Linked DNA regions of Homo sapiens: region 1 is linked to region 2. The links are chromatin loops, found by intact Hi-C in ENCODE. Cell type or tissue: heart left ventricle. All regions are shown on one strand. Each heading gives the region's core, and the rest is flanking DNA. Links, peaks and the distances in the headings are about the cores only.

Region 1 (11,282 bases), core at 6,283-11,282, 57 kb after region 2:
GCTGGAGTGCCAGTGGCGTGATCTTGGTTCACTGCAGCCTCCGCCTCCTGGGTTGAAGTGATTCTCCTGCCTCAGCCTCCCAAGAAGCTGGGATTACAGGCGTGTGCCATCACACCCGGCTGCTTCTGTATTTTTAGTAGAGACGGGGTTTCACCATGTTGGCCAGGCTGGTCTCAAATTCTTGGCTTTAAGTGATCCACCCGCCTTGACCTCCCAAAGTGCTGGGGTTACGGGCGTGAGTCACCGTGCCCGACCTGCTCTGATCTTTCTGAACTCTGCAGCCTGAGAGATTGGGGCTGGTAAAGACTGCGGGTTGCCAAACATAACTAGAAACGTGGGTTAGGGGGTTGTGGAAGACGAACTGATGCCCCATGGCTTGTAAAGGCTGAGAGTTCCCTTATTTCTCCTTAAGGCCTCATGGGGCTGAAGAACCTGGAGGAGTGTGCCAGGGCCATTTGTCCTCCAGTTTACTTGATGCCAAATTTCTCCTGTGAGCAGGTTGTACTCGTAAAACAAGGATCATCGATGTTGTCTACAATGCATCTAATAACGAGCTGGTTCGTACCAAGACCCTGGTGAAGAATTGCATCGTGCTCATCGACAGCACACCGTACCGACAGTGGTACGAGTCCCACTATGCGCTGCCCCTGGGCCGCAAGAAGGGAGCCAAGCTGGTGCGTGTTACTTCCCTGTAGGGGTTGTGGGGAGGGCAGCCTGACTCCAGCCTTCTCGTGATGAAAACTCTGTCCAGTTCTGCTACTGAAGGGAGAGAGATGAGAGCCTTTTAGGCTGAGGAAGGCCAGCACTGGGGTGTGCAGGGTTCGAGAAAGCTCCCAGGGCCTGCCTTCCTTCCCTGAGCTCATATATTTGTATCCCCTTTTCAGACTCCTGAGGAAGAAGAGATTTTAAACAAAAAACGATCTAAAAAAATTCAGAAGAAATATGATGAAAGGAAAAAGAATGCCAAAATCAGCAGTCTCCTGGAGGAGCAGTTCCAGCAGGGCAAGCTTCTTGGTGAGAAGGCTGTTGTGTTGGAGGTGGGGAGTCGCAGAGATTGAGTGTGCCGAGGCACTTTTCCCTTGTCTCAGTTCCTTTGACTGCCAGCCATGCAGTCTAAAGGGTTCACTGATAACAGGCTGCGAGCACAAAGGGGAACGTTTGGTCACCCTATTCGTATGAAGCTGAAATGGGAAGCATTGGGTAGAAGAGTCTGCATAGGCCCGTGCTTGGAGTCTTTGTATTTGGGGAAGTCTCTGCCCAGGCTGAGGGGGCTGTCTCAGTGATGAAAACTTTGTCCAGTTCTGCTACTGACAGTAAGTGAAGATAAAGTGTGTCTGAGGAGACAGCTGGCTTCATGCTTGCCCCCAGGGTACCTGAACCCACAGAGATTCTTAAGCGGGTGGAGAGGTTTGGGTAGGGCCACCTTGTCGTTGTGCTAAGGATCACCTACTCTCTTGCAGCGTGCATCGCTTCAAGGCCGGGACAGTGTGGCCGAGCAGATGGCTATGTGCTAGAGGGCAAAGAGTTGGAGTTCTATCTTAGGAAAATCAAGGCCCGCAAAGGCAAATAAATCCTTGTTTTGTCTTCACCCATGTAATAAAGGTGTTTATTGTTTTGTTCCCACATTTATGTTGCCTGAATATATGACTGTTTTCTCTGCTTTATTTCCTTGCCCTGCAAAACTGATCTGGGTGGGTGGCTGCAACCCCTTGCCTTAACCTCTGCCTCCTACTGTCCTGAGCCAGGCTCACCACACTGTAAAGTCCCTGTTCTCAACTCCATGTCCCTGAAGGCCAGATTTATTATGTGGGCTATGTCTATAGTGGGAACATTTCTCACCACATTTTGGTGGGGATAGGGATGTGGCAGAGGCTATGAGGGGGTATCCCAACCTTGGGGTTCAGTAATATTGTGCTGGCTGAGTCATGATTAGAATCTCAGGCTATATTGCTTATAAAAAATTTTAAGGATCTTGTACCCATTGTAAGATTAACAGTGATTTCTGCCTTGCTTGGTCTCCAAGGGTCACTTCTTTGACTTAAACTTGCCCTGTCAAACACTTATCTTTAGTCCTGACCTGCCTGACATCTGCACTTGGATTTTTTTTTTTTTTCTTTTTTTGAGACAGTCTCTGTCACCCAGGCTGGAGTGCAGTGGCATGATCATGGTTCACTGCAGCCTTTACATCGGGGCTCAAGTAATACTGCCTCAGCCTGCCAAGTAGCTGAGACAATAGGCACTACACCCCTTTTTGTTTTGTTTTTGAGACAAAGTTTTGCTCTTGTTGCCCAGGCTGGAGTGCAATGGCGTGATCTCGCCTCACCGCAACCTCTGCCTCCTGGGTTCAAGGGATTCTCTTGCCTCAGCCTCCCGAGCAGCTGGGGTTACAGGCATGCGCCACCACACCTAGCTAATTTTGTATTTTTAGTAGAGACAGGGTTTTTCCCTGTTGGTCAGGCTGGTGTTGAACTCCTGACCTCAGATGATCTGCCTGCCTTGGCCTCCCAAAGTGCTGGGATTACGGGCGTGAGCCACCATGCCTGGCCTATACCCATTTTTTTAAATTATTTTTTTTGGTAGAGACAGGGTCTCACTTCATTGCCCAGGTCTTGAAATCTTGGGCTCAAGCAATCTTACCACCTTTGCCTCCCAAAGCGCTAGGTTTCAGGCATAAGCCACCACACCCAGCTTTGCACTTGGGTTTTTTGTTTTTCGAGACAGAGTCTGGCTCTGTTGCCCAGGCTGGAGTGCAATGGCGGGATCTTGGCTCACCACAACCTCCACCTCCCAGGTTCAAGCGATTGTCCTGCCTCAGCCTCCCAAGTAGCTGGGATTACAGGCGTGCACCATCATGCCCAGATAATGTATTTGTAGTAGAAACGGGGTTTCTCCATGTTGGTCAGGCTGGTCTCGAACTCCCATCCTCACGTGATCTGCCCACCTCGGCCTTCCGAAGTGCTGGGATTACAGGTGTGAGCCACCGCACCCGGCCTGCTTTTTGGGTTTTTTTAGATAGTCACTCCGTTGCCTAGACTGGATTACAGTGGTGTGCAATCTCAGCACACTGCAACCTCCGCCTCCTGGGTTCAAGCAATTCTCATGCCTCAGCCTCCTGAGCGGCTGGAATTACTAGGTGTGCACTGCCATGCCCAGCTCACTTTTTTTTTTTGTCCTTGAGGCATTTTATTTGTAAATATATGTATTACATCCCTAGAAAAAGAATCCCTGGATTTTCCCTCCTGTGTGTTTTCGTCTTGCTTCATGGTCCATGATGCCAGCTGAGGTTGTCAGTACAATGAAATCAAACTGGCGGGATGGAAGCAGATTATTCTGCCATTTTTCCAGATCTTTGAGTTGCACATCAAATCTGGGGCTGATCGCTCCACACTTGTTTAGCCTGCCTGTGAGGTTCACAACAATTTTCCCAGCTCTGTGATCATCAGTGATTTCAAATTCGCCAATGTAACCATGCTTCATCATCACAGTGAGAAACTGGACGATGACTTTGGAGCATGGCCTAAGAAGCACCTGGCGTTTGCCTCTCTTTTCGGCATTGTTGATGCTCTTGAGAGCATCTGCCAGGGCATTCATGCGCACCATTGTGACGGCGTGGAAAGATGGCGGAAAGAGGACGGGAGGGGAGAGCGCACGGAGTTATGGGCCACTTTTTGTATTTTTAGTAGAGAGGGTTTCACTGTTGGCTAGGGTGGTCTCCAACTCCTGTCCTCAAGTGATCCACCCGCCTTGGCCTACCAAAGTGCTGGGATTATAGACATGAGCCACTCGCCCAGCTTTGTGCTTGGATATTTTAATAGGGCTCCCAAAGGCCAGCATTTTCAAAACTGAGCTCTTGTCTGCCCCCACCTGCCATGTTCCTCAGTTTCAAGAGTCAGGATCTCACACTAGGCTGGAGTGCAGCGGATCGATCATTGTTCACTGCAGCCTCAATCTACTGAGTAGCTGGGACTACAGCTGTGGTGCAGGGCCCAGAATAATCATTTTATTTTTTTGTAGAGATGGGGTTTCTTGTTGCCCAGGCTAATCCTGAGCTCCTGGCCTCAAGCAATGCTCCTGCCTTGGCCTTCCAAAGTGTTGGGATTACACATGTGAGGTACTGCACCCCACCAAGATTATATTTTTAATGCAACAGCTTCCTATCTCATCAATGAAAATCCTTACCAAGTATTATGACTTGATGTGACCTAGCTCCTTCTATAGTGACTCCCTCCATCAACCACACAACCATCCTAGTTTACTGAACATACATGTACACATGCTATTCCCTTTGTTAGGCACGCTCCTTCAAATATCCACTTGGGGCTGGACACTGGGCATGGTGGCTCATGCCTGTAATCCCAGCACTTTGGGAGGCAGAGGCCAAGGCAGGAGGATTGCTTGAGGCTGGGAGATTGAGACCAACCTGGGCAACAAAGTGAGACCCTGTTTCTACAAAAAAAACCCCACATGGTTCATTCCCTCCAGGTCTTTGCTATGCCATCCTAGTGAATTCTTGCCGGATCACAATATTCTAAGTTGCAGTCGCCCCTCTGAACTGTCTTACACTTCGCCTGTTTTTTCTCTTTATTCCTTAATCTGACAAAGTTTGCTCTTTTCCCTTTGGAATGGTACTCCAGGGAAACAAGGATATTTGTTTCCTGCTGTGTCTCTGGCACCTGGAAAAGTGTATGGACATATACTGGGTACTCAAATATATGCAAGATTAATTGGGAAAAAAGTCTTGAGACTTTATTAAATTTGAAGTTTGGCCAGGCATTGTGGCTTACGCCTGTAATCCCAGCACTTTGGGAGGCCGAGGCAGGTGGATCACTTGAGGTCAGGAGTTCAAAAACCAGCCTGGCCAACATGGTGAAACCCCATCTCTACTAAACATACAAAAAATTAGCAGGGTGTGGTGGCATGTGCCTGTAATCCCAGCTACTTGAGAGGCTGAGGCATGAGAATCTCTTGAACCTGGGGAGGTGGAGGTTGCAGTGAGCCAAGATCTGTCCATAAAACCAGTGGGTTCTTTCTCTAAAGTCTTGAAATCCATCCATTCTCCATTTCTACCACCTTCACAGATGACCGTTCTCACCATGGAACAAGGCTTGTAAAAGCTGCAGAAAAAAAAAAAAAAACCTCAAATACCTCGTGAATGAATGGCCATCATTGTGGGGTGCTACTGTCTCCACATTATAGATTTGGAAACTGAGGCTTAGAAATATTCACTATTGGCTAGACGCGGTGGCTTACGCCTGTAATTCCAGCACTTTGGGAGGCTGAGGCGGGTGGATCACCTGAGGTAAGGAGTTAAAGACCAGCCTGGACAACGTGGTGACACCCCGGTCTCTACTAAAAATACAAAAAATTAGCCGGGCGTGGTGGTGGACACCTGTAATCCCAGCTACTCGGGAGGCTGAGGCAGGAGAATTGCTTGAACCCAGGCGGTGGAGGTTGCAGTGAGCCGAGATCAGGCCATTGCACTCCAGCCTGGGTGACAGTGCAAGATTCCGTCTCAAATAAATAAATAAATAAATAAATAAATAAATAAATAAATAAGAAATATTCACTATCCCATGGACATACAGATGGAAAGAAGCAAAGCCAGCATTAGAATCCAGTCAACTGACCCTGCCAGAGGCTGGAGTCTACTCACTGCACTCTAGTGTCCCCCCTCTGTCTTCCTCCTCTGTTCTGGCATTTATCCTGTGGCCTTAATATTCAGTTTTGGCCTTCACTGATTTCTTTAGGTGAAGACTGGGATTTAAAAAGCAAGAATCGTATAGGAGCATAGTTTTATCACAATTCCAATGTAGTGCTCTGTGGCAGACTGTTTCCAGAAGACTTTTTTTTTTTTTGGAGACAGAGCCTGGCTCTGTAACCGAGAGCTAGAGTGCAGTAGAGTGATCTTGGCTCACTGCAACCTCCGCTTCCCAGATTCAAGCAATTCTTGTGCCTCAGCCTCCCAAGAAGCTGGGATTACAGGCATCCACCACCACACCCAGCTAATTTTTGTATTTTTAGTAGAGATGCGGTTTCACCACGTTGGCCAGGCTGGTCTTTAACTCCTGGCCTCTGGGGATCTGCCCACCTTGGCCTCCCAAAGTGCTGGGATTACAGGCGTGAGCCACTGTGCCCAGCCACAGAAGGCTCTTTACTTACATCAGCCGAGTGCCCCCAGCGCTGCAGGCCCACCATGGAGATGGGCCTAGGCTTCTACCCGTAAACTGTACTTTTTCCCCCTGTGTGGTTGGTGGCAGTGGAGAAGAGCTTGGCACACAAGTCCAAATGCTAGGTCTAGGGTGGGTGGTGGATGGCTGCCTTCACATCTGACTTTAATCAGCCTCCAAGACAGATTCCCAAACCCTTCCTTCATCTTCATCCTACTGCATGCATGCCAATTCAATTTTAAACAATTATAACTGCACAAGTAATAAATATATTCTCAATATAAACAAAAACTAAACAACACTTAAACAAAAACTTGAATATATTCTCAATGTAAACAAAAACTTTAACATTACAAACAAGGCAAAAGTCCCCCAGCACACACTGACCCTTCTTTTGAGTAAGGTTACCAGGGTAAGGTATACCCCTTCAAGCACGTTTCACATGACTCTCAAATTGTGTTTCCTGGACAAGCAGCACAGCATCACCTGGGAACTTGTTAGAAATGCAAGTTATTGGGCGCCATCCCAAATCTAACGTGCCAGAAATGCTGGGAGTGGTGCCCAGCACTCTTTTGACAAGACCTTCCGTGATGCTGATCCTTCCTTAAGTTTGAGAACCAATGGCCTAGCTCCCTGTTGCTGTGAAGCTAACCGTGCACCTGGGCTCTAGTCCTCTATGCCTGGGCTCATTTATTTTTCTAGCTTCACGTCCCCCAAGCAACCGACCTTCTCTCCCACCAAAGTGGACACATTCCCAGCCCTGGCTCAGGCCCTTTTCGCCATCTTCTCTTTCAAGTTCTGTCCCTAAATGCTCTGGCCTTCAAGGCACACAGGAAAAGCTGCTCTAATAGAGCTGGCTGGCAGGACCGGGCACGGGAGGGAAGGAGGGCAGTGGGTGGGGGAAACCGGGCGGGGGCAGGCGAGACCTCAGGGCTCCAGGGCCTCGTCCCCGGACTCCGCCGATTCCTCCTCGATGCGGGCTGCGGCCTCGGGGTCGCCGCCCTCCTCCGCCCGGAAGCGCAGCAGATGCGGGGGGCGGGGGGTGCCTCGCACGCGGCCGAAGTTCCGGAGGCTGATGGCCGGGGAGGGCGCCCCTACGCCCAGGAAGCGGCCGAGCAACGGGGTCTGCGCGGCGGGCGCGGGCCGACCAGATCCGGGGGACGCCTCCACCTGCAGGCTCTGCTCAGGGTCGTCGCTCATGCTGCGGGCGGGAGGGCGGGCTGAGCCGGGGCACAGGGCGGGAGCGGGGACGCGGGATCGGCTCTCGGGGAAGGACCGAGGCATCGGTGCCCCAGAGGCTGAGCGAGGACCCGCGTGCCGGGTCAGGCCCAGTGCAAGCCACTCACCGCAGGTTGAAGGTGGAGCCCAGGAATGAGGGCCGCAGAGACTCGGCCGCCGTGGCCACAGTGTAGGGTGGCTGCGGCTGGTCCTCATCCCAGTACTGGTCCTTCTCAGCGGGGGGAAGGTTCTGGTACATTTCGTCCACGGATAGCAGGGACACCTGGGCCACCAGCAAGTTACAAGGATCCTCCTCTCCTCTCCTTCCCACGGCCGGGCTGAGAGCTGACCGGGAGAGGGGGCCCAGGAGCTGCCCTGGACTCCTGATCCTGATGCTTGCTCACCTGCAAGTTGCGGTCTATGAGCTGATTTGTCTCAAAGTCGTCATCATCCTCACCAAATGGGTTGATGATCTGTTCAGCCACCTATAGGTGGCAGAGACAGGGTTTTCTGGGTTCAGAGCCCCACTCTTTTTCCCCAAAGTCGGGGCAGCCCCTCTGCCCACATCTCCACAGAGCAGGCTGGCATGCCCATCTGCAGTGCCCACCTTGAGCCAGCCAGCATAGAAGAAGAACTGCAGCAGAGTGGTGAGAGGCACGTACATGTCCGGGTCTCCCAGGGCTGGGGCTGGCTCCTGGCCTGGCTTCAGAAGCTTCTGAGGTTTGGCAGCCCCTGCCTCTGGCTCCACAAACTGGCGGCCAACCAGGGAGAGGGCAAAGAAAGAGTAGACGGCTATGGTCACCACCTGGAGAATGAAGAGCCAGGCTCAGTGCAGGATGCAGCGGGCCAAGGAGAAATGCTGCCCCTGCCTCTGAGGATCTATGGGAAGTCTGACAAGTAATCAAACATGTATCCTGGTGTGGCAGTACCAGTGGGGACAGGGTCACCTTGTTGGGGGTGGTGGGGGGCTTTTAGGATGAACCCGGTGCCTCAGGGGACTGAAATGGCCAGGCAAGTACCATCGCTAATTCTTCTCATCTCACACACAGCACAGGACATACAGTAGGCACTGGGACTCGGGAGGGGAGAGGCAGTTACTTGGGTGTAGACGAGGGGGATGCTGATCCAGTCATAGTGGAATAGCATGCTGCACTTGGCTCGGTACTTGTTCAGCTCCTGGGGGAACAGCAGGAACAGGAAGTCAGCAGAGGTGAGGAAGGAACAGGGGTGCCCAGCACAAACTAGGCCTGGGCCTGGCCAGGAGGCTCTTTCTCATTCTGCCCTCAGAGGTGTATTAAGATGGGGTGCTTGAATCCCAGCTCTGCTAACTAGCTGTGTAACTTAGGCAAATTTCTTTTCTACTCTGTGCCTCAGTTTCCACATCTGTGCAAGGAGGATGATAGTACCTATGTCAAGAGTTGCTGTAAGGGATGAATGAGTTAACATGGGTACAGGGCTTCCAAAAGGCTGGGGTACACAGCTGATGCCATACAACTGTTAGGTATTAAAATTATTATTCATCTTTAAAATTAGAGGGAGGAGGGCAGATGGGTCTGGTCCTGAGCCCACTCACTTCCAAAAGTAGACAGAGAGCGATATCGTCACGTATTCGCCCGTCCCTCCGGGCCTGGGCCGCCAGGTTGGTGAACCAGACGCAGGGGACCCAGTACTTGTTGAAGTCGGATTTCAGGCTCTCAAACTTTTTCCTCTCTTCCTGGGACATGAAACCTGAGGGGGTAAAGCAGGTGGGGTGCAGTTGCACCCTCTGCCGCCAGGGGAGGCTGCTGTTCCGCCGTCTGGCTCCCCTCCCTCGCGTCCACCGGCTGTCCCAGGACTCGCGGTTCCGCGTTCCTGTCGCAGTCCAGACCCTTCCCTGGAGGCCCCTGCTCCCAGGACTCTCCCAGGCGCCACCTGCATCCGGCTGTGGGCCGGACCCCCAGAGGCTCCCGGCGGGCGGCGCACCTGCGTCCACCACGTGCTCCATGGTGGGGAAGCGCTTAAGCACGCGGGTGCTGACCGAGCGCAGCACCAGCACGGACGCCAGGTTCGCGTAGCGGATGAGGGTGCGGCGCAGCAGGCGGCCCCGCTGGTCCACGCCGTGCACGCTAGCCGAGATGACGCACATCAGCTGGTCTGGCAGCGGGATGCTTGTGTACTGGGACCACCAGCGGTTCACCACGAGAGTCACATAGAAACCTGCTTGGCCGCCGTGATAGAGGGAGTAGGAAGGGAGAGTGGAGAGCCTGGGGGTCGGAGCGCCTCACCTCCCCCAGCAAAGGGCCTGGTCCAGGCCAGTTGAATCGTGGCAGGGGGAAGGAAACATTCAGCTCCAGTGCCCTGCTGTGCGAGGCCAGGAGGAGGGAGGAGGGCAAACTTCCTTCAGCAGAGGGAAAGTGGGGATTCAAAGCCAGGAGACTGCTTCCCAGGAGGGTGGGGAAGGGGTTGTCACCTCTGTCCAGCTCCCCTGCAGTGCCCAGGGTGGGCTTGTGAGGCCAGCAGGTGTCTTGTGCCTTGCTGGAAGTGAGGGTCCGGCAAGTGATAGGGCCCTGCCCTCTGGAAGTCCTGGACCCAGCACCCAGCTCCTGTGCCTGCTGGGCCTGCTCTGGCTGACCAGGAAGGCTCTGCCACCGTGTTGAGTAATTCTTTTTTTTTTTTTTTTTTTTTTTAGCAGAGTCTCGCTACATTGCCCAGGCTGGACTGGAACTCCTGGGCTCAAGCGATCCTCTCACCTCAGCCTCTCGAGTAGCTGAGACTGCAGGTGTGTCACCACACCATCTGTTGGGTAATTCTGACCCTCGGAGCTGTCAACCCAACCCAGAGGTCAGGGAACACAGTAAGGGGGACACAGGGAAAACTAGAAGGGAGCCTTACCCAATACAAAGGACAAGGGAATGAGGTCTGCTGAGCGGTTGCAGTACCGGGCCACCTGAGCATACACGTACCTCTGCTCCTGGGTCAGCAGCAGCCTGGGGAAGGCAGGTGTAGGCTTGGGTTAGAGGGAGGTGGGTGGCCCAGTCTCCCCACTTGCGCCAGCTCTAAGACCCTGCCCTTACCGGTAGGTGATGCTAAGCACAGCGTACAAGGCCCCAAAGAGGAGGAATTCCTTGTAGAGGAGCTTGTAGATGCTTCCCCTCCAGCGGAGAAGCAGGCCAGAGAAACCTCCGAAGCGGGCCTCCGCCACTTTGAGAGTGTATGAAACCGTCATGGTGCTGGGAGCCTGGGGCAGGAGGTCACAAGAGTTGCCCCCAGGGCTGTCGTTTAGTTCTCCAGACAACCTCCCTTCCACTCTGGTCTCACACACCCCAGCCTTCACCCTGCGTCAGTGGACAAGGGGGTAGGAGCCTGCAGAGCAGAAAAGTACACCCCACCCCCTGCAGAACTGAGCAGTACATGGGCAAAGCCAGGCTAGAGTTGGACAAGGTAGAACTGAGATCTGTGTCCCTTCATGCATGAGGTTTCCTCAAGCTCCTCTTCAGCCTGCAGGGCTAGGGATAACCAGATCCTGAACTGCTGCGGACAAGAGACGCAGCTCCAGCCCAAATCCACTGCTATTCCTTGGGGCCTTGCTTTGGAAGCTGATTAACTAGAACTACCAGGGCCCAGGGCACTCTCACCCCCATCCCATACCTGCCTACCTGCTCTGGGCAGCAGCCCGTGTGGAAGATGAACTGGGCTAGACTTCAACCCCCACAGACTTAAGTACCTCTGCAGTCCATAAAGTTAGGCTGGACTGAGGCCTATCATTGATGGATTGAAGCTGTCATCCAGCTTCCCCTGGTGCTGGGAACTGGGTGTGTCTCCTTACCCCTGTAGGGTTGGGCTGGCCTTCGAGTGGCAGAAATGCCAGCTATACTGACCCCACAGCTCACACAGACGACACCATGTCCTTCAAGCCAG
Region 2 (11,596 bases), core at 3,466-8,465:
CTGAATGAATGACTGCCTGTAAAATATCTACAGGAAAGCCCTGCAGGAAATGCCCTCCATAAATTCTAGTCCCCTTCTCCTTCCTAACCAAATCCTCCCCTCCTTCTGCTTCCATCACTTCCTAGCTGTGTAACTTAGGCAAAGTGGTTTACCTCTCTGTGTCTAATTTCGGCAAAGGTAAAATGGGGAAGTGAACCTCATCTGGTTCTGGTGAGCTTCCACGGGTGCTGTATGGAAAGCCTGGCACCCTGCCTGGTGGAGAGGGCTCGATGATGGTTAGAAGGAGAGTTTCTCTAAACTGCCGCCTACCTTCCTTCCCCTTTCTCATTTCCTGCCACAAGTCTCCCACCCACTTTCTCTGTCTCCCTCTCACCCCTTGTCTTTCTCCATCTTGTCTTCCCGTAAAGACCCAGCCCTTCCCTCCTCCATGAAACCTGGATTCCTCCAAGGCGAAGGCCCCCCTCTCTGGGGTCTCAGCCTCCAGCGCTGACATCCTAGGCCGCCTCGACAGGTGGGCTCACCATCCAACCCTTCCTCCTCCCCCTTCAGCCCCCTCCTCCTGCTCTTCAACTGAGGTTCGCCTTCCCAGCTCCCCCACGCCCTGCACAGTGCTGATCAGTAAAAGAGGAGGACACTGACGAGTGGCGACTTGGTTCACGGGGTTCTTTGCTTCCTCGGTGGCGGAGGGGCCTGGGGCCTCTCTCCAGCACCTCTGCCCTTCCGCAGCCATCGAGTTGATCAAAGACCTGGTCGGTTACGATGTGCGCCAGGCGCTGCTCAAGGGCCTCGTGGCGCTGCTGATACCGTCGGTCAAGGAGATCTCCAAACTGCAGGCCAAGATCCTCAGTGGTAAGGACCTGCTCAAATGGGGCTGCCTGGGCCACGGGAGGGCGGTCTCTTGCCTCACGGCTGCCCCCTCCTCAGACCCCTCGGTTCTCCAGCTCACCCCCAGCCTGCCGATGTTTTTGCAGCAGGCCGCGGCCGCCAAGGCCATCGGGTAAGCGGGCAGGGGTTAGTGGGTAGCTGCAGCAAGCCTGGCTTGGCGCTGCCGGCGGGCCCCGGGAGCGCTCCGTGCGCCGGGTGGGCGGGGGTGTGCGCCGGGTGAGCCCCAGGGCGTCGCCCCAGCCCGAACCCCCGGCCCAGGGTCCTGGCGCGCAACGACATGAGCATCGCCGAGGAGCTGCTGTACCTGCGCGTGGTGCGTGGCCTAATGGCCGCCATGGGCAACACGGACCACAGCAACAGCCAGCGGCTGGCCAGCCTCACGCTGGAGGTGCGCGCGGCGGCTGGTTAGGGGGCGGGAAGGGCGGCGGCACCCGCAGCCCCGTCGCCCCCGCAGTCACGCCGCCTCGCCCGCGCGGCGCAGTGCTTCGTGCAGATGTTCCCCTTGGTGGCGGAGCACGTGCGCAAGTGCATGGGGGAGGAACTCTACCAGCTCTTCCTGGTAAGTGCGCCCTTCCTGCCCCGCCGCAATGAGCAGATGGCGGCTCGGACAGTGTGATGCCCCTTCAGACAGTCCCCATCCTGGAGCGCGCCACATGCAGAGTGGACCTGGCCACCAGCTGCAGGAGGGACTGCTCTGGCGTAGGCTCCTCCACCCGCCACCTTCCTGTTCCCTTTCCTGCCCTTTCGGTCAGGCTGCCGACCCGCCCCCCACCTGCAACATCCCTCTGCCAAGCCCAACTCCAAGTCCAGACTGCCCTGGCACCCCAGCCGGGTCCCCCTTGCTCCTGTCCTCAGAGCAACGCTGAGGACTTGTACATGAAAATAGACAGCATTCAGGCGGACATCTTGGCGGCCAACACAGTCAATGTTACCAAAGGTGAGTGTGGGACGAGGGAAGCCGGGCGCAGGCGCCGCCAGCACAGCCTCACGCCCGCCTTTCCTGCCTGCAGCCCTGTGCCTCCATGGCAGCTCCTACAGCATGAACACTCTCTATGGCTCGCGCGATTCGGCTCAGATGGCCTACCTCACACACTTCGAGGAGGATGTAGAATCAAAGGAGTAACAGCCCCTGTGGCAAACCAGGAAGGCCAAGGCTGCGGGGCAGGGAAGCCTGGCAAGAGGAAGGCGCCTGGGGTCAAGCTCAGAGCCACTCCACTTGGCTCCAGGGGGGAGACGGGGATTAGGCATCCCAGAGGGGCAGAGGAAGAGCCGCTGGCTGCGAAGAGTCAATAAACAGCCTTGATACCTGTCTGTTCTTTGTGTGTGTGGAGGGGGAAGGGAGGTCAAGTGAGAGCTATGATGCTAGATTGTGGTGCCTGTGCTCCTCAAGTTAAAAAGCAGGTCCAAGTTTAGGACGGTGGCTTGCACCTGTAATCCTAGCTACTCTGCAGGCTGAAGGAAGAAGATCTCTTGAGCCCAAGAGTTGGAAGCCATCATGGACAACAAAGCAAGACCCCATCACAAAAACAGGCCGGGCACGGTGGCTCACGCCTGTAATCCTGGCAGTTTGGGAGGCTGAGGTGGGCGGATCGCCTGAGGTCAGGAGTTCGAGACCAGCCTGGCCAACAGGGTCAAACTCCGTCTCTACTAAAAAATAAATAAAAAATAAAAAATTAGCCGGGTGTGGTGGCACACACTTGTAATCCCAGCTACTTGGGAGGCTGAGGCAGGAGAATCACTTCAACCCGGGAGGTAGAGGCTGCAGTGAGCCAAGATCACACTACTGCACTCCAGCCTCCTGGGCGACAGAGTGAGACTCATTCTCAAAAAAAAAAAAAAAAAAAAAAAGCAGATCCAGAGGGAAGGGCCACCAACACCCTAGAAGGTTCAAGGGCATAGCCTGAATAGAGGGCCTCACCTCCACTCCCTGATGGCCTATGCACCCTTTCCTCCAGAACACCCTACCTACCTGGTTTTTCTCCGGTTGTTACAGACATTAAAGGGGGTCGTTTGATCCTAATGGGTCCTTTCCTTGCCTGGAACCATTTGCACCAATAGAACAAGGCCAGGTTCCATAAAGCAGAGCAGAAGCTTTATTCATTGATCTAGGAGATAGCAACAGGAGGCAGCCAAATGCCTAGGCAGATAGGGGTGGGTCCCCAGTGAACCCCACCTTCAAACCAAAAACAGCCTGAAGGCTGAAAGACCGACTGCTGGTCCTGGATGAAACCCACAACCCAGAGTGAGAACTTCTGTTTCTGTTTGCCTGCCCTTTCCTGATTGATTCTTTCTGAATAATGCCTTTTAACCAATTGAATGTTGCCTTTTCCAATACTACCTATGGCCTGCCCTTCCCCCATTCTGAGCCCATAGAAGCCCTGGACTCAGCCATATTAGGGGGACTTTCCCACTTTCAGGTAGGGGGACCACCCCCCACAGCCACCGAAAGCTGTTTTATCACTCAGTAAAACCCCACCTTGCTCACTCTTCAATTGCCAGTGCATCCTCATTCTTCTTGGGCTCGTGGGACGAGAACTCGGGAACCAGTGCATAAGCTAGACTCCGCCAACTGGACTGAGCGGGTGGGTCGTCTCCTGCAGCAAGTAAAGGCCATCTCCTGCAGCAGGTAGCCTGGCGAGTGAGACCTGGCAGGGCATTGCTGGCCAGAGGTCCCCAGCTTGCAAAGTGACCAAGAAGAAAACCTTACATCATAGGAATGGAGGAAGGGGAGCTCATGCTCAAAGCACCTTCTCCCAGGGGGAGGGGCCTGGTAAAAAGGGAGTCTCAAGGGAACTTAGGGCAGGTAGGTGGAGACTGGGTTGAGGATTTCTGGAAAAAGGTAGGTTCTTCCAGGAGGGGCTGGAGTGTGCATAGTCTTTTTTTTTTTTTTTTTTTTTTTTTGAGACGGAGTCTCGCTGTGTCACCAGGCTGGAATGCAGTGGCACAATCTCGGCTCACTGCAACCTCAGCCTCCTGAGTAGCTGGGGCTACAGGCATGCACTACCAAACCCAGCTAACTTTTGTATTTTTAGTAGAGATGGGGTTTCACCATCTTAGCCAGGCTGGTCTCGAACTCCTGACCTCATGATCTGCCCGCCTCAGCCTCCCAAAGTGCTGGGATTACAGGCGTGAGCCACCACACCCAGCTTTTTTTTTTTTTTTTTTTTTTAGACAGGGTCTCTGTTGCTCAGGCTGGAGTGCAGGGGTGCAATCTCGACTCACTGCAACCTCTGCTTCCCAGGCTCAAGCAATTCTCATGCCTCAGCCTCCGGAGTAGCTGGGACTACAGATGTGCACCACGACCACATTCAGCTAATATTTTTTTCTTTTTTTGTAGAGATGAGGTCTCACTATGTTGTCCAGGCTGGTCTCCAACTCCTGGGCTCAAGTGATCCTCCTGCCTTGGCCTCCCAAAGTGCTGGGATTGTAGGCATGAGCCACTGTGCCTGGCCTGAGTGTGCATGGTGTTGTTTTTTCTTTTGAAGATTTCTCCTCTTCAATCCAGTCTCATTCAAGTTGGAGTGAGGCAGGGCTCCTGGTCTGGAGTCTCTCTTCTATCTGCTTTTACACCCTGCTGATTTCATCCTGTCTCAGAACTTTAAATATCATTATAGGCCAATGACTCCTACATTTCTATTTCCAGCTAAACATTTCCACCTCATCGTGTCTAAAACTGAACTCCTAATCCCGTGCCACTTTCCCCAATTCAACTCATGGCAACTCATCCTTCCTATAAAACAAAACAAAATAGTGGAGTGCTTTTTAATGTCCGTCTTTAGCACCCATATCTATTATGTCTGTTGGCTCTATCTTCCAAATACATCCAGAATCCAACCATATCTCACTACCTCTATTGTTAATACTCTGGGCTGAGCCACTATCATCTCTCTTCAACGTTATTCTGCTTTTCTCCCTCTTCCTGTTCTCTTTTCTTTTAGTTTCTTTTTTTTTGAGATGAAATGTCACTCTGTCACCCAGGCTGGAGTGCAGTGGTGTGATCTAGGCTCACTGGCACCCACCACCTCCTGGGCTCAAGCAATTCTCCTGCCTCAGCCTCCCGAGTAGCTAGGATTACAGGCTTCTGCCACCACGCCTAGCCAATTTTTGTATTTTTAGTAGAAACAGGAGTTCACCATGTTGGCCAAGCTGGTCTCAAACTCCTGACCTCAAATTATCCACTCACTTCAGCCTCCCAAAGTACTGGGATCACAGGCGTGAACCACTGTGCCCAGTCAATACCTGTTCTCTTTTTAATACGACAGCCAGGGTTATCCTTTTAAGCTTCAGATTCTATCACTGGGCTCAAACCTTGGAGGGCTCCCCATTTCGCTGAATGAAGACCCTAGGTGCTCAGGTTTCCCATCACCTCTCTAAACTCTTCTGCCTCTGTCTGTCCTTCACTCTGCTCCAGACACACTGGACTCCCTTGCTGGTTCTTTTTTTTTTTTTTTTTTTTTTAATTGGCAAAGAGGCCGGGCGCGGTAGCTCACGCCTGTAATCCCAGAACTTTGGGAGGCCAAGGTGGGCAGATCACGAGGTCAAGAGATGGAGACCATCCTGGCTAACACAGTGAAACCCCATCTCTACTAAAAATACAAAAACTTAGCCGGGCGTGGTGGCGGGCACCTGTAGTCCCAGCTACTCAGGAGGCTGAGGTAGGAGAATGGCGTGAACCCGGGAGGCGGAGCTTGCAGTGAGCCGAGATCGCGCCACTGCACTCCATCCAGCCTGGGCGACAGAGCAAGACGCCGTCTCAAAAAAAGAAAAAGAAAAAAAGAAATTGGCAAACAAGCTCTTGTCTCAACGCTATTGTACTGACTGTTCACTCTGCCTAGAACTTCATCCCATATATCCACAGGGCTCACTCCCCCATCTCCCTTCAACTCTACAAGAAGGCCTACTCTTTTTAAAATTGCAATGCACACTACCATTCTCTATACTCACCACCTCCCCTCCCACCTTACTCTGCTATTTTTTTCCATAGCATTACCTTATTATGTTTATTAATAGTATGTCCTCCATCTGACTGTAAACTCCACGAGGACAGGGATACTGTTAGGACAATACCTGGCATGCATGAATCAGTGACTGAGGTATTGTGAGGGAATAGTCCCTCCAAGTCGGAGGAAATGAAGTCAGATGGCAGTAATTCTCCAGGATGCCACAAGAGGGCATCACCAGCCCTGACATTGTTGGTCTAAGGCAGTTCTGCTTTCCCCACTTATTTTGAGCCTCAGCTTTCCTCTTTTTGTACCTACAAAGGAGAGAAAAGTTAACAAAATATATTTATGTTTTGTTGTTATGTTTTCTTTAAAGCTAAATGGATTTCCTATTTTATTTTTGCTGATTTTATTTATTTATTTATTTATTTATTTATTTTTGAGACGGAGTCTCGCTCTTTTGCCAGGCTGGAGTGCAGTGACGCAGTCTCGGCTCACTGCAACCTCCGCCTCCCGGGTTCAAGAGATTCTCCTGCCTCAGCCTCCCAAGTAGCTGGGATTACAGGCATGCGCTACCACGCCCGGCTAATTTTTGTATTTTTAGTAGAGATGGGGTTTCACCATGTTGGCCAGGCTGGTCTTGAACTCCTGACCTTGTGATCCACCCGCATCGGCCTCCCAAAGTGCTGGGATTACAGGCGTGAGCCACCACGCCTGGCCTTATTTTTTTATTTTATTTTATTTTATTTTATTTTATTTATTTTATTTTATTTTTGGGGACGGAGTCTCACTCTGTCTCCCAGGCTGGAGTGCAGTGGCGCAATCTCGGCTCACTGCAACCTCCGCCTCCTGGGTTCAAGCGATTCTCTGCCTCAGCCTCCCAAGTAGCTGGGATTACAGGCGCCTGCCGCCATGCCCACGCCCAGCTAATTTTTGTGTTTTTAGTAAAGACGGGATATCATCATGTTGGCCAGGCTAGTCTTGAACTCCTAACCTCAAGTGATCCACCCGCCTTGGCCTCCCAAAGTGCTGGGATTACAGGTGTGAGCCACCGCGTCCACCGCGTCAGGCTGAGAGATCAAGTCATTTTTAGTTTTTAGTCTTTTTTTTCTTTTTATTTTTGGTCATTGTTTGGTTTTAGTTTTTAGTCTTGAAATGTTTTCTTTTGTATAATGGTAAAAAAATAGTACCCCAGAACTTTTTCGGAAATTTTAATAATTGGGAAATCCAAAAATCTAGGAACCACTGGGCTAAAGTGATCATAATTTAAAAAAAAAAAAAACCCTTTAAAAACTAAACTGGCCAAGCGGGAAGCGGTGGCTCACGGGAGGTTGAGGTGGGTGGATCACTTGAGGCCAGGAGTTTAAGGCCGCAGTGAGCTATAATCGTGCCACTGCACTCCAGACTGAGTGACACAGTGAGACCGTTTCTAGAATAAATTAATTAAAAACAAAACAAAACAAAACCACAAAACAAAACCAAATTTTCGCACGGTGGCTCATGCTTGTAATCCCAGCACTTTGGGAGGCCAAGGCGGGCAGATCAGCCTGGCCAATGTGGGAAATCCCCATCTCTATTAAAATACAAAAACTAACAGGGAATGGTGTTGCCACCTGTAGCCCCAGCTACTTGAGAGACTGAAGCAGGAAAATCCCTTGAAGCCGGCAGGCAAAGATTGCTCACTACAGTCTAGTCTAAAACCCCACTTCCAAAAAAATAAAAAACGCACACTCACACCATTACAACAGCCCAAAATAAATGTTCAAACAAAATGTTGTCTCACACCTCGCAACAAACACACAACTTTCTATCTGATTTTTAAACACCGTTGATGAACCCCACCAACATAGGGCTTCAAAAAATTTGCTTGAAACTCAAAACGGTTTCTCTCCACGGAAATCTTTAGTAAAAGGCGAAAGATTTATACGATTTGAAGAGAAACCAGAGCATGTGTTGGAATGGTTGCACACAGTCCTCGGGGGACGGTCACTACTAGATTAGCAATGGTTACTATTAACCCAAAAGAGTGACTTCTGTTTTTGTCTCAGACGATTGTGTGAAAGGAGCTTCGTTATTATGGTAAAGGAAAAGAGGGGGAAAAAAGGGAGAATCTCCTTTTAAAGTAGGACGTGGTCTGTGTGCAGTGCATTGTGGGTATGTAAATGACGCTGAGTCACCACCCCCTCGGTTTCCAGAAATACCTTAAATAGTTCGTTACTTTTTCTAGGCGTTAGGCCACCACCAGGGGGCAGAGCGGAAGCCAGATTTACAGAACTGTAGATGCCTGGTCCAACTAGACAGTGACTTTATTTTATAATTGGCACTTAAAGTAAAAAAAAAAAAAATTAAAAGCTTTAAAATAATTGTATTCATAGGCCTGGCGCGGTGGCTCACGCCTGTAATCCCAGCACTTTGGGAGGCCGAGGCGGGCGGATCACGAGGTCAGGAGATCGAGACCATCCTGGCCAACATGGTGAAACCCCGTCTCTACTAAAAATACAAAAATTAGCTGGGCGTTGTGGCGTTCGCATGTAGTCACAGCTACTTGGGAGGCTGAGACAGGAGAATTGCTTGAACCCAGGAGGCGGAGGCTGCAATGAGCCGAGACTGCACCACTGCACTCCAGCCTGGGCAACAGGAGACTCCACCTCAAAAGAAAAGAAAAGAAAACCACATCATAGCAAATACTGAATTTTGTATCATCCCTCTGCCTTCCACAGTATGTAACAAAGACTCCAAAAAGAGTAGCTTGAACAAGCAAGAAGTTTATTTTCACCTTACCTGAAGGAAGCCCGGAGAAGAAATTCTGAGTTGTTACAGAGGTGTCAGGGCTTAGAACATGATACCCCAACATATGGCACCTTGGCATACTGAGTATTTTAAGCCATCAAAGAAACTGAGAAAACTATATAAGCAGGAAGTTATTTTTGACCTTTTCCTTCTCTTCTCCCATGAAGACCTTCGTGTGACCAGTGTCCTGCCTTATGCCCACAGGGAATGAATGTCACACAGAGGCCAAGAATAATCTGAACAAACAGGCTTTGCCAAGTACCCCCCCCACCCATCCAGTTTATTACCATTCGATCATACACTTTTTTTTTTTTTAAAGAGTCTCGCTCTGTCCCCCAGGCTGGAGTCCAGTGGCGCGATCTCTGCTCACTGCAAGCTCCGCCTCCCGGGTTCATGCCATTCTCCTGCCTCAGCCTCCTGAGTAGCTGGGACTCAGGCGCCTACCACCACGCCTGGCTAATTTTTTGTATTTTTAGTAGAGATGGGAGTTTCACTCTGTCAGCCAGGATGGTCTCAATCTCCTGACCTCGTGATCTGCCCGCCTTGGCCTCTCAGAGTGCTGGGATTACAGGCGTGAGCCACTGCGCCTGGCATTTTTTTTTTTTTTTTTTTTTGAGACAGTGTCTTGCTCTGTGTCCCAGGCTGGAGTGCAGTGGTGCAATCGAGGGCCACTGAAGTCTTGAACTCCTGGGATCAAGCAGTCCTCCTGCCTCAGCCTCCCAAGTAGCTAGGACTACAGAAGCATACTACCACAGCTGGCTAATTTTTAAATTTTTTGTAGAGATGACATCTTGCTATGCTGCCCAGGCTGGTCTTGAACTTCTGACCTCAAGCAATCCTCCTGCCTTGGCCTCCCAAAGTGCTGGGGTTACAGGCATGAGCCACTGCACCTGGCCAGAAAATTTTTGATCATTCCTTTATTAGCTATTAAAGCAAATGGAATGATAAAACATTTACTAAATATTCTAAAATTTACTAAAAATTTTACTAAAAATGTACTAAATTTTCTTGTGCCAGTTTTGACATTTTTGACTTTTTTTTTCTAGAAATGTAGAAACTTATTCACACAACAAGAAGTATGGAGACAGGTGGATCAGGAGGTCAGGAGATCAAGACCATCCTGGCTAACATGGTGAAACCCCATCTCTACTAAAAATATAAAAAATTACCTGGGCATGGTGGCACACGCCTGTAATCCCAGCTACTTGGGAGAATTGCTTGAACCCGGGAGGCAGAGGTTGCAGTGAGCTGAGGTCTCACCACTGCACTCCAGCCTGGGCGACAGAGCGAGACTCTGTCTCAAAAAAAAAAAAAAAAATGACATATGGAGATAGAAATTAAAAATGTATATATATGGAAGTAGGTAGTCGCTAGCATTGGTTCAACTACTGAACCATCAAGAACCCTCTTAGGCTCTTCCTGCTGTACTTGGCTGTCCTGAGCATGTTGGCTTTTAACCAAATTACTGTCTCCTGCCTCATGACCACAAGGCAGCTGTCACAACTCCAGAAAGAACATCCCATGTCCAAGCCAAGAAAAAAGGGATGACACCAGGAAAGCATTTTCTGTCATTCCCTTTTAACAGAAAAACAACAAGTCTTGCCCACAAGCCCCCAGAACTCTCCTGCTTACATCTCATTGGCCAGAACTGTGTCCCATGGCCAGCTCTAATTGCATGGGAGTCTGGGAAAGGAAGTATAGTAACTATAAAGCTTTTTCAGTCTCTAATGTGGAAATGATTTAGGAAGAAGGGGGTTGAGAATACCTGCTGAATTAACCATCAACAGTGTATGTCACAAACAGTTGGTTCATTTGTTTTCTACCCTATTTTCTTTATCCCTTCCTGATGTCTTTTGGGTGAATCCTCACCCTTGATCCTGTTGCTCCTCATTTCATTTTGGCTGTAACCATTCTGCTATTCAATTCATGTATGGATTTCAACTATTAAATTTTTCAAGCCTGGTATTTTCAGTTGCTTCTTCCTGCCTTAACAATATCCTTCCTTATCTTTTGAAGATGTTCATTATGCTTATTTCTTTTTTCTTTTTTTGAGATGGGGTTTGGCTCTTGTTGCTCAGACTGGAGTGCAGTGGTGCAGTCTTGGCTCACTTCAATCTCTGCCTCCCGGGTTCAAGCAATTCTCCTGCCTCAGCCTCCCTCCTGAGTAGCTGGGATTACAGGCGCCCGCCACCACACCCGGCTAATTTTTGTATTTTTAATAGAGATGGGATTTTACCATGTTGGCCAGATCAAGTGATCTGCCCGCCTCAGCCTTCCAAAGTGCTGGGATTACAGGCATGAGCTACCACGCCTAGCCCATTATGCTTATTTCAAACTATCAGATCTATTAATTCTGCTTCCTCTAATATCAGTTTCTGACCAGATGTGGTGGCTCAAGTCTGTAATCCCAGTATTTTGGGAGGCTGAGGCAGGCAGATCACCTGAGGACAGGATTTTGAGACAGGCCTGGCCAACATGGCAAAACCCCGTCTCTACTGAAAATACAAAAATTAGCCAGGTGTGGTGGTGGGCACCTATAGTCCCAGTTACTCAGGATTCTGAGGCAGGAGAATCGCTTGAACCCGGGAGGCAGAGGTTGCAGTGAGCCAAGATCATGACACTGCACTCCAGCTCAAAAAAACAAAAACAAAAACAAAAATCCCAGCATTTTGGGAGGCTGAGGCAGGAGAATTGCTTGAATCTGGAGGCGGAGCTCGCAGTGAGCCGAGATCATGCCACTGCACACCAGCCTGGGCCACAGAATGAGACTCCGTCTCAAAAAAAAAAATTAGTTTCTCAGTCTGTCGTTTTCCTATTATTGCAAATGTGTTCCCCTTTAACTTCACATCACCCTGGGGGCATCAGTGATTGTGACAGGGGAAAACAAAAGCCCAGAACCCAGGATACACAGTATAGGAGGAGGTACAGAGATTATGTCTAAAGTCAGGTATGTTCCTACGTGGCCAGGCTAGGGCACTGAG

The links. Hi-C counts contacts between places; a loop is a spot of excess contacts. Peaks named below come from ENCODE experiments on the same cell type or tissue, not always from the same donor. Only the 100,000 strongest peaks of a DNase experiment are listed, where the experiment ranks them.
Region 1: it touches region 2 in a loop (7-fold over the local background); 57 of 110 quality-filtered maps call a loop at or near these places.

What each region holds. Positions count from the first base shown.
Region 1 is chr1:44,777,116-44,788,397 of GRCh38, forward strand. It overlaps BEST4 (bestrophin 4), which reads right to left and starts at 11,055. Exons shown (of 9, transcript NM_153274.3): 1 at 10,439-11,055; 2 at 10,257-10,351; 3 at 9,348-9,581; 4 at 8,959-9,113; 5 at 8,484-8,561; 6 at 7,993-8,190; 7 at 7,790-7,870; 8 at 7,514-7,668; 9 at 6,470-7,368. The coding sequence starts at 10,590. The coding sequence ends at 7,095. It overlaps RPS8 (ribosomal protein S8), which reads left to right. Exons shown (of 6, transcript NM_001012.2): 4 at 499-674; 5 at 885-1,014; 6 at 1,461-1,664. The coding sequence ends at 1,570. SNORD38A (small nucleolar RNA, C/D box 38A) reads left to right here and starts at 727; the gene lies at 727-797. SNORD38B (small nucleolar RNA, C/D box 38B) reads left to right here and starts at 1,275; the gene lies at 1,275-1,343. It also overlaps the pseudogene RPS15AP11. RefSeq lists enhancers at 623-1,134, 2,285-2,785, 8,912-9,597, 9,507-9,596, 9,598-10,283 and 1 more and silencers at 7,058-7,407, 9,257-9,386. In heart left ventricle, for the core only: a CTCF peak has its summit at 9,156; DNase peaks (open chromatin) are centred at 7,258, 7,602 and 9,206; H3K4me3 peaks cover 1,773 bases; H3K27ac peaks cover 1,010 bases.
Region 2 is chr1:44,723,396-44,734,991 of GRCh38, forward strand. RNU5D-1 (RNA, U5D small nuclear 1) reads right to left here and starts at 7,775; the gene lies at 7,674-7,775. ARMH1 (armadillo like helical domain containing 1) reads left to right here. Exons shown (of 12, transcript NM_001145636.2): 7 at 727-849; 8 at 925-997; 9 at 1,144-1,273; 10 at 1,367-1,444; 11 at 1,741-1,822; 12 at 1,896-2,196. The coding sequence ends at 2,008. LOC105378690 (a long non-coding RNA gene) reads right to left here and starts at 724. Exons shown (of 5, transcript XR_007066059.1): 1 at 640-724. RefSeq lists silencers at 42-336, 5,945-5,994, 9,882-10,176 and an enhancer at 11,263-11,596. In heart left ventricle, for the core only: CTCF peaks have their summits at 6,053 (motif pointing right) and 8,070 (motif pointing right); a DNase peak (open chromatin) is centred at 8,056; H3K4me3 peaks cover 903 bases; H3K27ac peaks cover 1,152 bases.